2 separate regions of the Mus musculus genome follow, and region 1 is linked to region 2. Evidence: chromatin loops called from intact Hi-C (ENCODE). Cell type or tissue: gastrocnemius. All regions are shown on one strand.

Region 1 (2,500 bases), 920 kb before region 2:
TGGCAAGTAGTTCATATTAAATTATTATAAATGATAACTGGATTGAGTTTTTAATTCAAGCCAATTGCCCACAAGGATAGCATTCAAAGAAAGACCCTCATAAGGCCTGTCTCTACAGAGGCTGAAATTCCAAGGGCACGGGTGCTAGCTGGTGCCAAGGTTTCAGAGAAGGGCAAGCATTATTCATTAAGAGACAGGGAAAGACACTCCCCTTCTGAAAGGGCAGAGGGAAACAATAATGACCATTTATTGAGTCCTGAACTATAGGAAAGTGCTTCATCTACTCTGAGTGCTCTGCCTCACGAAATCTAACAACTCTAAAGGGGGTGGGAGAGCAGATACAGCATTCTCCCCATAAAAGCTCAGGCTCAGAGAGTTTAACAACCTACCTACCAGGTCATTAATTGTACATTTGTGTGACATAAAGTGTGTTTTTTTGGATGTGTGTGTAGAGGGAGAGAGAGAGGGAGGAAGAGAAGGAGAGAAAGGGAGAGAGAGGAGGGAGAGGAGAAGGAGAAAAAGAGGAGGAGGAGGAGAAGAGAAGAGGAGGAGGAGGAGAGGAAGGGGAAGGAGGAGGAAGAGGAGGAGAAGGAGGAGAGGAAGGAGAAGGAGAAGAAGAGGAGGAGGAGGAGAGGAAGGGGAAGGAGGAGGAGGAGAAGAGGAAGGGGAAGGAGGAGGAGAAGGAGAAGGAGAAGAAAGAAGAAAGAAGAAGAAGAAGAAAGAAGAAGAAGAAAGAAGAAAGGAAGAAAGAGAAGGAAGAAGGAAGAAGGAAGAAGGAAGAAGAAGAAGAAGAAGAAGAAGAAGAAGAGGAGGAGGAGGAGGAGGAGGAGGAGGAGGAGGAGGAGGAGGAGGAGGAGGAGGAAGAAGAAAAGAAAAGCTAGGGGGGCTCCCCTCTGTCCTGAGACAGTCAGTGCTCAATGATGCCAACCTCCCATTGTTCCAGCCTTCCTCCTTTCTCTCCTCCCCTCAGTTTGAACCCAGGGTCTTGCACATGCTAGGTGCTTTAGAACTGAACTATAGTATTAGCCTTCTGCCTAGCAGCATTCTTAACTCCTGAAATCTGTAGAGCAAGCACAGGAGAGGGATTAAGTTTTCTTAATTAATTAACTAATTATTAATAAATTATTTTAATACATATGAATGTTTTGCCTAGATGTATGTCTGTGAACCATGTGAATGTCTGATGCCCATGGAGGCCAGAAGAGGGCATCAGATCCCCTGGGATTGGAGTTAGCAGTTGGTTGTGAGCCACCATGTGAATGCTAGGAACTGAACCTGGGTCCTTTGCAGTAGGCAACAGGTGCTCTTAACTGTGGAACCATCTTTCTAGCCCCTGGAACTGAGTTTTTTGGATTGGGAAAACTGGTAGAGGAGACAGAAACAGAAACACTGTTGAAAGGAGAAATCACAGGATGTTGGAAGTCTAGTTAGATAGAAAGGATAAATTCTAGTGTTTCACAACACACAAGGGTGACTGCAATTCACAACGCCTTATACTGGTAGATTTTATTTAAAAGGTACAGAAGTGCAGGATTTGTAAGCTTCAAACACAAAGAAATGGTAACTGTTCAAGGAGGAGATGGTAATTACCTGGACTGGATTATTACCGAAGACATACAGGTGTCAAACAGACATAATCACACTATATTCTGTAAAAATGTACACACAGATGAAAAACCGCAAAAAGAGATATCAGAAGGACTTGGCTTCCAAAGGCCGTGAGAACTTTTGTCGGGTTTGCTGAGATCTCTGGGGTCAGGACAAAGGAGTGGGTGGGGCTTTTTCTTATTGGTTAACATTATTAGCATCATTCCCTCCCTGTCAATCCCTTCCTGCTGTGCTACCTACTCTCATCCACTCAAAAGCCCTGGTGGCTGCCCCAATCTGGGCCACTTCCTCAGGGAAAACAGGATGTCTTTTGCATGCTGGAGCCAGGTCCCCGGGTATTTGGGGTGGGAAGAGACTGTCTAATGGGTGAACCCTGAGCTAGGCACCAGAGAGGAAGCCACGTTTCCGGGACTTGAGGAAACTGCCATTTCCTCCTCTAGCAGGAAGTGGCCTTGGCTATTCTCAGCACCAAGGCTTTGGCCCGCAGAGCAATGGAAATCACAGCCTGGCGCTGCCTCTGGCTTGCCTCCTACAGTTTAACAATCTACCAGTCAAAATAAACTGTCTCCTTAGGTCTCCCATGCATAGTTAAGGTAATAATTGAGAGAGAGAGAGAGAAGCCAGAGGCCTGCTTCAGCACAAAGGTACCGAGAATCTTTTAAAATGCCAGGCTGGTCTTGGCTTCTGGGGCCTCACTAAACTGCATAATTGAAGCATTGAGAAGACAAACCTGGAAGTTATGTGATGGCTTCTCAAATACCCAGTTGATTTGGAGGATGAGACTGTCCGTACTTTAAAAATACATGGGTAAGTCCTGGGGAAGCCTCATTGTTCTGGAAACTGGAGAAGGAGTGAGAGGGAACCGAGGTCCGATATAGACTCCATCAGACAG
Region 2 (2,500 bases):
TACATGCCTCCTCTGTCTGGGTTTCGTGCTCGTAAGTCATTCTTGCAATATGCCATTCCTGCAAGAAGCCAGGAAAAGCCCTCTGAAGGGTGCTCCTGCTCTCCGAAGCATCGTTAGCATGTACATTCCCTCGTCCAGCAGGGAAGTAATGTGCTACTGGCACTGGCATAATTGAAGACGAAACTACCGGACATGGAGCGGGGCAAACACTACTTCTTAGCCTAGCCAACAGCACCCCCCAGTGCCAAGGAACAGGAAGGGGGCAAAAAGAGTAATAAAGCTACAAGTTTTCACATGTGAAAATTGAAAAACTCAGAAATAACCTTCAGGAAGAACCCCCAACATTTATTATACTTTATACCCAAAGGGATTATGGGTGGCCAACAATCACTATAAACAGTTATCCAAACAGGGCACAAAAATTTATTTCATGAAGATTTAAGCAATCAAAACTATCTAGTTTTAGGAACACATTCATCCTTTCTTGTATCTTTCCCATCAAAAAGGAAAGCACTCCTTTTATGTTATTAGTTACAATAATATGACATCAAGTGTCATACACTATACATAAATTGATGGGATCGAATAGCAGGTTGCTACCATTGTTGCTGTAAAAGAGCTACTGAAAATTAGGAGTTGTTTGTTTGTTTGTTTGTTTGTTTGTTTGTTTGAATTGCTGAACAAAGGCAAGGAGCAGGTGTGTGGTGTGAAGTGACCAGCAGGGTGAAGCTCAGGACCTGGCTTAGAAGATGGGACACGGGGAGACTGAAGCCACAGGGAAGATTACCAAGGAGTTCAGAAGAACCCAGGAAGAGTCATGGGTCTCCGTCTCAGTGTCTCGGGAGGGACACAGGAACCTTGCTCCCTGTCCCTGCTGTTCTTCAACCTTCCACTAAGCTGACCTATCTTCCCAGGGCTTGTGTGTGTGTGTGTGTGTGTGTGTGTGTGTGTGTGTGTGTGTGTGTGTGTGTGTGAGGTGTGTGTCTTAAATTCTCTGCCAGATTTTTAATTAGGGTTATTCTGCAAGGCAATTAATCCTCCTGGTCCCCTCACTATGGAGCGCTAATTCTAAAGCAATTAACCAACCCTTGAAACTGAGAAATAGGACATCTTCCTTTGCCAAAGGCTGTTAGGGAAAGGCTGTCTTCCGGGAGAGGCTAGGCACGGCTTCTGCTGTGCTTGACTAAGTTGCTCTTTGAAACCTCATTTGGTCCTAGGATTTGAAGGCCAAGGGAAGACCATAGGCCATTATCACAGTTTCGCCTATGCCCACAAGAGGGCAGTGGCGTATGCAGTCATAGCCCATGTTCTTCTCTAGACCTCAGCCTCTAGGATCAGACTAAGGGACTCCTGAAAACGATGAGATCCTGGGCAAGACAGTGGAAGAACACACACACACATGCACACACACACATGCATGCACACATGCACGCACGCACGCACCCCACATGTGCATGCACGCTACAGATGCTGCATGGGGGTTTGGAGGTGGCCCAGAAGGCTTCACCCAGTCTTCCCTAGACACACTACAGTCAGTCATACCTGTCACTTCCCCATCTCAGGTTTCCTCTGAAGCTCCTGGCACCAGAAACCTAGGGCCACCCAGACCCAAAGTGTGCAGCTCTGTAGTTGGGGCTCGGGTGTCCATGCTTTTTCAAACTCCTCAGGGTTAAGAGTATGCCTGTCAACACACAGGATGCAAAGTGAGTCTCCTATCCTGTAATAGGCTTCATGACACTGAACAGAGTGGAAGGCAATAAAATATACAATATCGTGAGAAGACCCATGGGAAACAGTATAGAAGTCAAGACCTGGCAAACACATATCCTACTGGAATTAGGTAGTTTAGGGAATGTTTTTAAGCAGATTATAAAAGAATAGTCAGAGCCAGGAGTTATAGTGCATGTATTTAACCCTCAGGAGTCAGAGACAAGATGAACCCAGCATGGTCAACAGAGTGAGCTCCAGGACAGCCAGAGCTGCATAAAGAAACCCTGTCTCTAAAAATAAAATTTTAAAAAGTAAACATTTAAAAAATTAAAATAATAGTGATAATAATTTGGGGGCAGAGAGGGGGGGAGGGAGGGAGAGAGAGAGAGAGAGAGTAGTCAGGATGCAGAAAAGCCACAGGGATCACACCTTCAGAAATAGCCAAACCCCAGAAGAGGAAGTGGTCATAGAAACATAGAGACTGGGAGACTAGGTAGGAAAGGCCATCTGGTAGAAACTGTGACCTCAGTAGATACACCAAAATCTATTCTCTCCAGCCCTCTGAATGCCAGAAGCCAAAAAAAAGAAGCAACCACGGAGTAAATCCCCAGAGACCGCCGTCCTAAGCCACAGAGCAAGATGGCAAAGTACAGAAATTGGATCTAGTTCACCCAATAGCTGTCAAACATTTGGCCATTGGCAGAAGTTGGTCCAATGCTTCTATATGCAGATACTATTGCATATTATATGATTTGAATAAGAATGGCCCCTAAGGCTCATATATGCAAAT

Evidence for each region. A loop is a pair of places that touch in the nucleus more often than their neighbours do. Peaks named below come from ENCODE experiments on the same cell type or tissue, not always from the same donor. Only the 100,000 strongest peaks of a DNase experiment are listed, where the experiment ranks them.
Region 1: a loop joins it to region 2, with 2.3 times the contacts of the local background. A loop is called at or near these places in 2 of 42 quality-filtered maps.

Annotation. Positions count from the first base shown.
Region 1 is chr4:105,304,206-105,306,705 of GRCm38, forward strand. No RefSeq gene overlaps it. Among named protein-coding and RNA genes, the nearest start is that of Gm40217, 14 kb to the right of the region's middle. In gastrocnemius, a CTCF peak has its summit at 1,160 (motif pointing right); no DNase peak of the experiment used is centred here; H3K27ac peaks cover 2,024 bases.
Region 2 is chr4:106,227,436-106,229,935 of GRCm38, forward strand. No RefSeq gene overlaps it. Among named protein-coding and RNA genes, the nearest start is that of Gm12724, 8.4 kb to the right of the region's middle. In gastrocnemius, CTCF peaks have their summits at 245 and 1,267 (motif pointing right); DNase peaks (open chromatin) are centred at 200 and 1,281.